Linked DNA regions of Homo sapiens: regions 1, 3 and 4 are each linked to region 2. A link is a contact called in ENCODE Hi-C or POLR2A ChIA-PET data. All regions are on one chromosome and are shown on one strand. Each heading gives the region's core, a stretch centred on a gene start or an enhancer-like site at or near the end of the contact. The rest is flanking DNA. Distances are from core to core; before and after follow the strand shown. Region 1 holds the start of VPS50 (VPS50 subunit of EARP/GARPII complex). Region 2 holds the start of SDHAF3 (succinate dehydrogenase complex assembly factor 3). Region 3 holds the start of GATAD1 (GATA zinc finger domain containing 1). Region 4 holds the start of SAMD9 (sterile alpha motif domain containing 9).

What was found. A loop is a pair of places that touch in the nucleus more often than their neighbours do. ChIA-PET counts read pairs that join two places held with the same protein, here RNA polymerase II (POLR2A). Pooled maps may share reads with other maps.
Region 1: a loop to region 2 is called in a map of CD8-positive, alpha-beta T cell, with 17 times the contacts of the local background. The contact joins the promoter of VPS50 here to the promoter of SDHAF3 in region 2. A Hi-C loop is called at or near these places in 5 of 168 maps with a recorded cell type or tissue (B cell, CD8-positive, alpha-beta T cell and naive thymus-derived CD4-positive, alpha-beta T cell) and 11 of 50 pooled maps.
Region 3: a loop to region 2 is called in a map of CD4-positive, alpha-beta T cell, with 9 times the contacts of the local background. The contact joins the promoter of GATAD1 here to the promoter of SDHAF3 in region 2. A Hi-C loop is called at or near these places in 2 of 168 maps with a recorded cell type or tissue (CD4-positive, alpha-beta T cell and naive thymus-derived CD4-positive, alpha-beta T cell) and 6 of 50 pooled maps. POLR2A ChIA-PET finds 5 or more read pairs at or near these places in 1 of 52 experiments (T-cell).
Region 4: a map of CD8-positive, alpha-beta T cell shows a loop between it and region 2 (21-fold over the local background). The contact joins the promoter of SAMD9 here to the promoter of SDHAF3 in region 2. A Hi-C loop is called at or near these places in 2 of 168 maps with a recorded cell type or tissue (CD8-positive, alpha-beta T cell and naive thymus-derived CD4-positive, alpha-beta T cell) and 6 of 50 pooled maps.

What each region holds. Positions count from the first base shown.
Region 1 is chr7:93,230,947-93,233,646 of GRCh38, reverse strand. It overlaps VPS50 (VPS50 subunit of EARP/GARPII complex), which reads right to left and starts at 1,281. Exons shown (of 28, transcript NM_017667.4): 1 at 1,147-1,281. The coding sequence starts at 1,179. It also overlaps a transcript of HEPACAM2 not described here. RefSeq lists enhancers at 761-820, 1,061-1,110, 1,201-1,370, 1,511-1,580.
Region 2 is chr7:97,116,357-97,119,056 of GRCh38, reverse strand. SDHAF3 (succinate dehydrogenase complex assembly factor 3) reads right to left here and starts at 1,359. Exons shown (of 2, transcript NM_020186.3): 1 at 1,160-1,359. The coding sequence starts at 1,333. RefSeq lists enhancers at 1,182-1,271, 1,622-1,701.
Region 3 is chr7:92,446,092-92,448,791 of GRCh38, reverse strand. It overlaps GATAD1 (GATA zinc finger domain containing 1), which reads right to left and starts at 1,310. Exons shown (of 5, transcript NM_021167.5): 1 at 814-1,310; 2 at 1-40. The coding sequence starts at 1,062. RefSeq lists an enhancer at 141-190 and a silencer at 621-1,390.
Region 4 is chr7:93,116,627-93,119,326 of GRCh38, reverse strand. It overlaps SAMD9 (sterile alpha motif domain containing 9), which reads left to right and starts at 1,348. Exons shown (of 3, transcript NM_017654.4): 1 at 1,348-1,464.

The DNA of each region.
Region 1 (2,700 bases), core at 32-2,531, 3.9 Mb after region 2:
TACTTAAATATTTTTATTATTCACAGAACATTTTGATTATATTTTCATAACATTAACAAAATGCTCTGACATAACTAAAATAATCATGTAAGGGTCATTTGTGCATTGTGCAAGAGAAATACACAATTTGTATCCTGTTTATATATCTCTCAAATTGTGAATTCTCAAATAAGAATGTGGAATTTGAGTTATTTTTGTAATCAACAAGAAAAAAACTCACAAATATACCTTTCACTAAACGATTACCTTCCACATTCTCCAAACTTCTAAAAGCCATGTTGATTTAAAACTCTAATCTTAACTATCTTTCATATTAAAATAATAAAATGACCAATTCTAGTGAAATATTAAAGCTGAAGTAAATAAAGGCAGCTAAAACAAAGTCATAATCAATAAGTACATAAAAGAAAATTTCTGCACTTCTTAAATGAAGCTGAGGCATTATTACGAGGTCCCTAACATTTATGAGACAGGTTACAAAATAGCCAAAGCTCTTATTCATGAATTTCCATTCTGGGGAAAAAAAAGAAAAGATCAGTATTTTGCCATGACAAAAATAAATTTTTTAAAGCAGAATTTCACAAAGAGTTTTCACATATATTAGCTTATCGATGACCCTCATAACAGAACTGTGAAGTAAAATGAACAAAAATAATTATTTTCACATCCAGAAACGTAAGCTACAAAGTTTGGGGACTTGCCCAAAATCCAAAAGCTACTAATTCTGTCTTCAAATCATCCGTTTTCAGTCTTTCCAGGTCACCTCTACTGCACAGACCACACCACCCTACCCAGGCTATCAGCTCGCATATGACAGACAGCCTGGATGCGGAAGACCTTGCAAGGAAGCTCGGGCTGTTCTGGAAAGACGGCAAAAAGAGGAGGAGGGGAGACAAAGATACCCTGATTCCTTCAATGACTTATTTTTAAACGAATATTTCTGGGAGGCTGGTACCCGCTGGAGCAGTGCTCCAACCCAGGCGGCCCAGGTGAGTTTTCTAGGGTATGCCCCGGCTTCCCAGTCCCCCTGACACCTGCCACCACCCATAACTTAGATCCCCGCCCGCCACTGGTTGGGGACAGAACATCTCGGCTCCTCTCACTTCCGAGATGAAGGAAGCCTTTGCTTCAGCCGCCGCGACTTACCTGTCGGGTCATGAGAGATTTGATTTTTTGCATATCGAAATCCTGAGGAGGGTACCCTGCCTCAAAGAGCTAACAAATCACACCGAGCCACTACACAGCTGGCCCTGACACTAGGAAGCCATAGTGGGTGGTCACGTGGAGGAGCCGACCCAGGGTATCCTGTCTTTCCCTGGGCCTGCTGGGAACTGTAGTCTTCTGGACGCCGGCGGTAGCAACGATGAACTAAAGTGGCCAACCCAGGGACTACATCTCCCAGCAAGCAAAAGAGCGGGTGCTTCAGTTAAGCCGGTAAATATTACTGCTCAGAGCGACCACTGCGATCGCCGGTCTTACAAAGGTGCTTGCACTAGGCAGTAGCTACTCTTCGGCGAGACGGAAACCTAAGTCACAGGTGACTAGGCGTTGAGCGAAAGATCAAACTCAGAGGAGACAATATATAAGCCAGATTGACGCGATGTCCCCTAGGAGTGTGAGGGAGGAAACCTCACCTGGTCTAGAGGGGCGGGGTGGGAGAACGAGAGACTGACGCGAAGGAGAAGGAACTCAAGAAAGGGCTGTCACTGAGGGGTAACCTGAGAACTCGAGACTACCCCGGGCGCGCTGGGTTTGGCCTGAGGAAAGGTGTGCTCTAGGTTGCCCAATAGGCGGCCCTCCAGGTTTAGGGCTGTTCTACCTCAGTCTTGGTATCCCCTGCAAAAGCTCTAAAATCGAAGGATTTTGACGCCCGCCTATTATTTTACCTCCGTACTCTAAAGCAGTGATGACGGGAAATACGACAATAACGAGTATACCTGTCACTTTAAAGTCCTCTTTTCAACTTTTGGCAGTTTAGTTAAATTGGGGAAAGGAACAGAAGTGTCTTTGGGGACACAATTTTAAAAGGACTTTACAATTATGAGAATATGAGAAGAAGAAGAAAAAGCAGCCCTAAAGCTAACAATGATAGCTAACACTTATCGAAAGCCGAGTACCTGTCAGGAACTGCTAATAGCTTTAAATATATGATTTCATTTATCCACACAAGAATCCTGTGGGTTCCCATTTTAAAGATGACGAAGCAGGTATGGCGAAATTAAGGAACTTGCCTAAGATTACTGCAGATGTGCAAGTAGAAACTGAAGGATTAATCGGTCATCAGATGTGTTAAGATTTTCATGTATTGTGCTGAAGAAAGTTCTAAAGCATGGCACCAATTTTTTTAAGTTTATTTTATTATAATGTTAACTTCTAAAAGTATGACACAGACCCATAATTTCAAAAATATTTCTTAGAATAAAAAAAGTTCAAGTGTGTCAACGTAATAAAAAATACTAGGTAAACAATAGTATGGGTGGTAGTCAGATATGGCAAAACTAATAAAGGTGATTTGCAAATGACTGAAGTTTGGGGGACACTAACAGAGGTTATTTCTGATTCTGAAATTCTATTTTCTCACCCCTTAGAGCCTCGTTTTATTAATTTTTACAAATGAGGTTGTAATATTTTAATATTTTATATAGGGCTTTGTAAGGATAAGTGAGATGATGTAGGTGAATGAAATGTATAAATTGTAAA
Region 2 (2,700 bases), core at 110-2,609:
TTAAAATGTCAGAGACTGAATCTGAATCCAGTTCTTCAGGCTCCAAAACCAAATTACCTTATTAAAATAAAGTGCTCTGTGTCTGAAAAGCTTCAACTTCCCTGCTTCAGGCAAGCGAATTACATCAAATACACCATGATTTTCAAGAAAGTTCTAAATTTCCCGATTGTTCTAAATGTCGCTCTTAAAAGCTTCAATAATTATACAAAAAAGAATTCTGGAAGTCAGTGCAAAGTTTGTGTTCACCCTAACCATTCTTTTGATTTTTTTTTACAAAGCCGACTTCAGTCATCTCCCCTTCAACTATTTAGGCCGAAGAACCGCTTACCTCTATTTTCATATCAGCTCCAACTCATGCTTTCAAATATCTGAGCTGTCATTCCAATCTCTAATTCCATTCATTTATTTATATTTGCAAATGAAAACTAGGGGCAATCCTGCAGGGCCCCGAGCCCCACGAAATACTCTGAATATCTTTTTTCCTTTACTCAAAAAAAAAAAAAAAAAGTCAAACGACTTATTGCTAATGCATGTGTCTGTTTAATATTTAGCGCAATGGTGCAGGGCGAAGTAACAATGACTTGAGACCGGAGGAAACAACTTTCGCCTGACTTAACTGCCACCAGCATTTTTCTCCTTCACAGTTTGTAATCTCCAACCTTTTGTAATCTTTTTCATGTTACCTGATTTCTGTATCAGCCAAGTGAGAAAATTATTTAAACCCAACCAAAAGCGCTGAGATTAAATAATAAATTACGGAAATAAGCCTTTAAATTTGAAAACTAATAAGAGAACCATTAATTTATTAATGGGCGCTTACTAGGTGCAAAGGCACTTAAAAGGACAAAAAGCTCCTGAGGTTTTTGAGCACTTAACGACGACTTGCTCATTTTTGTGACCTCCTACCCTCACCCTTTGAGCACCTGGCATCTGCAGGAGCTCAAAAGTTGAACTGAATTGGGGACGCTGAAGTAACAGGATCTGCTCTAGTGAGAAACCCGTGGGAGAAACTTTGGAAAGTGTTACCTGAACAGCATTACGCTATTTCAAACAGAACAGGTTGCTGCTCTGTTTAACCCCGCATGGGGGACTGGAACTAGAAACCTGGACACCGAGGAACCCCAAAGGTCTTGGGCAAAGAGAAGGGAGCGTCACTTGCCTCCCATTCTTGCAAGAAACGCTGTGCCTCGTCAGAACCAACGGTCTTATGTCTCCTAAATTCGTCTTTCACGTACTGGTCGCCCAGGGATTTGAGGTCCGGGGGCAGAACACGGTGCAGCTGCAAGACGCGCTTGTACAATGCCCGGACTCGAGAAACGTGCCGCCCCGGCATAGCGCCCCACGCCGACCGCCGACTGCGCCTGCGCAGAGGGACGGCGCGTTCCCGCACTTCTGCGAACTTGCGTATTAGTGAACCGGAAGGCAGACGAAAGAGGGCGCGCGACCTCTATCCGGTTTGGTCCCTTGCACAATCAGGTCCTCCCGGAAACCCAAGCTCCGCTGCGGGCGGAAAACGGGTCGGTCCTTCTCTAGGAGGGGCGTGGCCCTCGTGGAGTCGCGCCTGCGCCTCGTCGTGGCTTCTTCTGGCCTGCGTCCTGACGACACAGGCCTTGAAAGAGAGAGGTCTGTGGTGGGCCGTTGTCATTTCTCAGTCCCACTCCACTGTCTTTTTCATTCAACTTCGTTTCTGTCCTCCTACCAAAGGCCTGAGAAAAGCTTCGTTAAGATCGGGCTCCTCCGGGATTCCTTCCATGGTTCCCAACCCATTTGAGGCATTTAGAGTATTACTGCACCCTGCTTTAGGGATCAGAGTGAGATTAATCTCGCCATCCACTAGCTCACCAACCCACGCTCTTTGCACAGCGCTGTTCTCCCAATTTATACTCTGGGCATGGGCTCTTCCTTGCAAACAACCCAAGTGAGCCCAGAGCTGGCGGACTCCTTAGCCAAAGTCAAGTTGGCTGCTGAAGGATCCTTGGGAAGAGTTTTAAACGTATTGTTTCCAGGACCACGACCCTGGAGATTCTGGTTAAATAGTCTAGGATAATAAGAACGAGGAATCTAGAAATTTACAAAGCTCTATCTTTTGCGAAGGTAATACTGAGAGTAGAACTGGTTTCCAAAGCTGGCAGCTCCTTGTGTTGTCCTTTCCTGTCACACGTTTGGTTCTTCAGCAAATCCTGATGGCGTCACCAACAAAAATGCAGAAATCAACCATTTCGCCCCATGTACTCTACCACAATCTCTCTCCACTGGATATTGTGTTAGCTTCCATATCTGTGTTCAGCTTCTGGTCATGACCAACTTTGGTCATGCTCCAACATAATTTAAATTAAATTTGGCCTAAAATTTCCTCCCTACTCTGAGTTGCTATGTAGGGAACTGCAACCTAACTTAGTATGTAAATTAACTGCAACTGAGAGTATATTCTTGTGACAAGTAGCTGAGCTTCAGCCAATCACAGGCTGCCAACTGATCAGACTATGTGCATATAAGGCAAATACGTCATAATGTCCTGCCCAAATAAGACTAGCCCAACTGTAAGCAATCAAGCTGTTTCTGTGGGGCACTTCCTTTTTCTGTCTATAAATACTGCCTGCCCACAGTGCTGGGTAGAGCTCTCTGAACCTCTCCCTGTTAAGTGCTGCTGCCTGATGAATGCCTCATAAATCGTGTGTGTGTGTGCACGTGCGCTCGTGC
Region 3 (2,700 bases), core at 61-2,560, 4.7 Mb after region 2:
TTCTGAGCCGAGCAGACCTCCTGTGAATTTCCTGCTTACTCTGTTACACAAACAAATTAAAGAACAAAAAGAGAAAGAAGTAAAAAGTGCATAAAGGTTGCAGTACAATCATCTTACAAGGATCCCAGAGTATGTACTTTATAAGAGCATTTAACAATTAAGATTGCCCTTTTGCTTTTCAAGAGAAGTAATTACAGCAACTAGGCTAAGTAAAACCGGAAGTTCAGCACCCGGAATCTCGGAGCTCGCTGGACAGGCGTCTCCAGAGCCTCCAAAAGGTGTGAGCTGCTTGTAATAGGGCAGGAGGCGGGAGTAGGAGTCAGTCTTGACCAAGACAAACACTATTCATTTGTTGTGTCTACAATAGAGAAAAACACTTAACAACTTTACTCCCTAAGGCCAGAGAACGTAGTAGGTTATGGCGCCCCCTGCAACGGAATACTTAAGCTGCCATTTACAATAATGACATAATAATCTTACTTCATAACCTGATATGACAAAACCTTTAACAAGGAATGAGGTCCAGCGCCTGCATTTGTGGCATGACACTGTATACGACTGTGTAGACATGTGTATATTGAGATTTTCTTAAGGGCTTTACATCTTGGTTCTTATTGCTTTGAATTTCTTACAATAACAGGTGCTTCGGAATGGGCCAAACGAAAGATCTCAGTAGGAGGTGGGGAGGGGCGTTCCAGCCAGCAGGAGCACGGCGATCGGGGAAGCCCGCGCCCGCCCGCTCCCAGCCAGCCCGTCCCCGCCCGCCTAGCACCTGGTCGGCCTCCGCCGGCGGGAGGGGCCGGAGGAGCTCACCTGCTTGCCGCCCCCGCCCCCGTTGCTCTGCGGAGGGGTGGCGGAGGTGCTGGCGAAGGTCGCCGCGCCGAAGCCGCCGCCGCCGCTGCCCCCAGTCCCTCCAGCCGCCCCCGAGCCTGCGCCCCCGCTGCCCGCGCCGCCCCGGCCAGTGCAATGATGGCAGAGGATCTCCCCCTGCGCTCCCTTCTTCCACATGGAGGACGACGTGGTCTTGCATACGCTGCAGGTGGGCTTCAGGCCCAGCGGCATGGTGGCCGGCTCGGGCGGCCCCCGCGGGCGCAGAGACACGGGAATGGCGGACGGTAGCCCGGCCGCCCCCTGGTCGGCCCGCCACTCCCGGCGATAGGAAGAGCGGTGAGAGCGTCGGCACGGAGCTGCCGGTGAAAGGACCAGGCCGCTGGCGCTGCCCCGTGGAGGCGGGAAGCGGGTTCCGCCGGCTCCGCAGGCGGAGGCCAGGATTCCCTGGCCCGAGGCACTGGGAAGCAGGACTGGGAAAGGGATCTGGCCGGGGTGGGGGGGACGCGGAGACTTCCGGCGGTGAGCTGGCCCCAGGGCCCCGCAGCCCGACCGCCTGACCGGAAGTGCAGCACCCGGAATTACTGGGAGCTTGCTGCAGTTCCGCTTGCTGTCGCCTAGGGGCAGGGTTCTCAAACTTTTTGGTCTCAGGCCTAGAATTTGCCGGGTAAAATACAGGACGCCCAATTAAATGTGACTTTCAGGTAAACGACGAACAATTTTTTTAGCGTGAGTGTATCCCATGCAATAATGGTTTATCCGAGAGGCGTTTAACTGGGGGTCCTGTATTTTTATGTGCTAAATCTGGCAATCCAGGTCTGGCGTGGTGGCTCACGCCTGCAATCCCAGCACTTTGGGAGACCAAGGCCGGCGGATTACTTGAGCTCAGGAGTTCGAGATCAGCCTGGCCAACGTGGTGAAACCCCTTCTCTAATAAATATACAAAAATTAGCCGGGCTCAGTGGCGGGCTCTGGGGTAATCCCAGCTACCCTGGAGGCTGCGGCAGAAGAATCTCTTGAGCGCGGGAGGTGGAGGCTGCAGTGAGCCAAGATCGCGCCATTGCACTCCAGCCTGGGGGATAGAGTGAGACTCCGTCTCAAAAAAAAAAAAAAAATCTGGCAATCTTACTTAGGAACCCTTTACACTCTTAAAAATTATACTTTGGACATCGCCCTACACCTCCCCCATGTCTATACTTTTGTTTAGTTGAATTCAGAGCATGCCGTTTATGGACATCGACAAAGGGTTCAGAAAATGCCATCCACTGACATCTATGTATTAGAAATTGAAATTGAGACATTTTACAGCCTAAGATGTCAAGCGCACATTCTTCAGCCGTTGGATAATATCGTTGCAAATCCTGTGGACTCTGAAGAGTATACCGATTAGAGAATGCGGAGAAAATCGAATAGCTGGCTGTTATTCAATTCAAAACTGTTGGAAAACAGTTTTGGCTCTGAGGACCCAGCAGTTGACAAACAGCAGGCCTGGGACAAGAGCAGTATGAGAAGTCAGATCGCCTCTTTTAATGTCACTAGTCAGTACAGGCCTCGCCAGACAAGTCTCTCCTCAGCCTCACTTGGAAGAACATGCCCTCTCTTCATGATCCTGGGTTTCCTAGACTTAGTATCCTTGGAAAGGTCTTGATGAATATATTGTGGTGGGAAGCAGTGGGGAGAAACAAACGCCTATTATGTCACAAAACCACATTTAGTGCTTATAACAACCTTGGAATGAGATATTATCAGATTTTACTGTTAATTGGTGATCAACGGAGGCACTTCTATGTGGACTGGCTGTCATTATAGCTGCTGCCCTTGGCACCAATTTCGAGGAGGGCTTTGGAACAGCCCTCTGGGGTGTGGGTTGTG
Region 4 (2,700 bases), core at 99-2,598, 4.0 Mb after region 2:
GGTCTGTGAATTCTCTTGGCTTTCCTGGTATGTTGCTGCAGTAATTCTTGAAGCAAAAGTTCATGATGTGAGTCTCCACATGCTGTCCTGTCTGTCCCAGCAGGAGCTGCAAGCTAGTCCTGCCTCCTCACCCTCACAGAACCACCAGAATAATGTTTGACCAAATATCTAGGCACTCTGTGGCCCGGTCAAGTTGACCCATAAAATTAACCATCACACTGGTCCCCATGCAAAGTGAAACCCAGGTTTTGGAGTTCAGGCCCAGGGTCCCCTTACGAGGAGGGCTCCTGAGGGTGATAAGTGTAATGGTCATATCTAGGCTGTCCTTCATAGCCACTTTCTTTCTTCCTAAACCTCAGGATTTAAGAGCACTGGCCTGAAACCTGGATTCGAATCTCTGCCATGTATTAGTTATGCAAACTTTAGCCATATTATTTAATCTCTATGCCTCAGTTTCTTCACCTTTAAAATTGAGATAAAAATAATCTCTACCTCAGGAGATTGTTGTGAAGAGTAATTAAGTTAATATGAAACATTTAGAACAATGCCTGGTACATGGTAAGCGCCCAATAAATATTTTAAAATAAATGTTTTTAAATGTTTTCATCTAAAACCAGTGTGAATCAGTTGTGGGATGTGGAAACCAAAAGCTAATTGAGCACACACAATAAATATCAGTACTTGCTGTTAGTTTTTAAAATATCAGCTATTTTTGTTGCTCTCACTCAGGCAGTTTTCTCTCTGGCCCTGACACTGACCTTAGAAAAGATAAATCTCTACAATGTGACCATCAGGTCTGCTGCAGCCCTGGTCTGCTCTGCAATAAATGAATTTAGCACTTATTGGGGTGCTCAAAGAAGTCCTATCCCTGAAAGACATTCTTTACACTTTAGGAAAACAGGAATGGACAGTAACTCCACCCTTAAAGGCCAGTGAAATATTGACCTAGAGTATCTCCAACCTGGTGCTCTACAAGGCTGGGACTGCAATGTAAACTCATATTCCCAAGGGATCAATTAAGCCAGAATATCCCACAGTTTGTCTATAACAAGACAATGGGGCTTTCTGCAGCCCTCAAAACTCTCAAGTGAGGAAAAATTGTTAAGCCTTCAGATTTTAACCAAGCAGACCAGAAGGTGGTATATAGCCATAGCTTATTAAAAAGCATTTCAGATAGAAAAGGCGGTGCTGTAATTTCAGATCTGAGAAATGAAACTGAAACCAAACCTATATTCTTCCTTCCCCAACCTCCCAGTTGTTAAACACGCCCTGCTGTTTCTGAGCCAATTAGAGCTTGCTGTGAGACAGAAGCAGAGAATACATAGACTTCCGTTAAAACCAGAATGAGGAAAATACTTTTCTCTAGCATCGTAGGAGGAAGAAAACAAACACATCAGATATTTTCAGCACTAAAAGAGATGGTTTTCCCCACATATATGTAAAAGAAATTTGCAAGACTACTGGGTAAGTACAATATCTATTATTAATATTGTTCTTACTATCTATAGCAGCATTTTATTGAATAGAAAGAAATATACTTTTCAATTAGAAGCTTCAAATATACCTCAAAACAAAAAATAGTATTCTAAGCCTAGAAATTCTAGACTATTTGTTGCTCTGACAGCAGTCTGCTTTATATTAGTTGAAAAATTAGTCATAACATTTCATTAAAGATGCAGTTGAAAACTACAGACACTTTTATTGATGAACTCTCCCAAGGCATACAGCATCTTCAGAAAGAACAAACAGGCCAGGTGTGGTAGCCTGTAATTTGAGCACTTTGGAAGGCAAGGACAGGAGAATTGTTTGAGGCCAGGAATTCAAAATTAGCTTGGGCAACATAGCAAGACCCTACCTAGCAAGATTCCTACCAAAAAAAAAAATAGCTGGATGTGGTGGCACGCAGCTGCAGTCTAGCTACTTTGGAGGCTGAGGCAGAAGGATTGCTTGAGCCCAGGAATTTAAGGTTACAGTGAGCTGTAATTGTACCACTGCACTCCAGCATAGGCAACAGAGTGAGACACTGTCTCAAAAACAACAACAACAACAACAACAACAACAACAACAAACGGAAAGATAGATAAAGAACAGGCAATGAAAACTTAAAAGTACTTTACTTTAATCAAATACAACTTCCACCATCTACTCTAAGAAATAGGTAGCTTCCAGAAAACAAAACTCTCTGAGAGCTTCTCAGATATTGTTGTCGGATGACATACATAGGAAGACAGACAGACAGATAGACTACTATGGGAAGTCTTTGGAATTAAGGCAGCTTTATGTTCCTGGCAAAAATACTAGGTTTATGTCTAATTTCTCCCCAAAGCAAACAGTAAGATAATGCAAGACGGTTGGAGGATCACATTTCTGAATAAAGGTCTGACCTTCAACTCCCTTCTAGAAAAGTTAACAAACCCTACAGTTTAACACCAACCAGAGTTAAAAAATGTATGTGGGTTCAATCAGTAACAAATAGTGTTTCCTACTAAGATGCTCAGAACCAAATTTTCAGGTCAGTTTTTAAAGTATACGGAATCAAAACCAGTAATTTTAGGTACTAATTTTACTCCCTCATTTCACCTTTTCTCCCCCTACCCTTATTTAGCCTTCCCCATGATTTCTTTACCTAAGGGTTTTAATATATGTGTGATCCTATATTACTTTCTAAATTACCTAAAAAACATTTTGGAACGAGAGGGT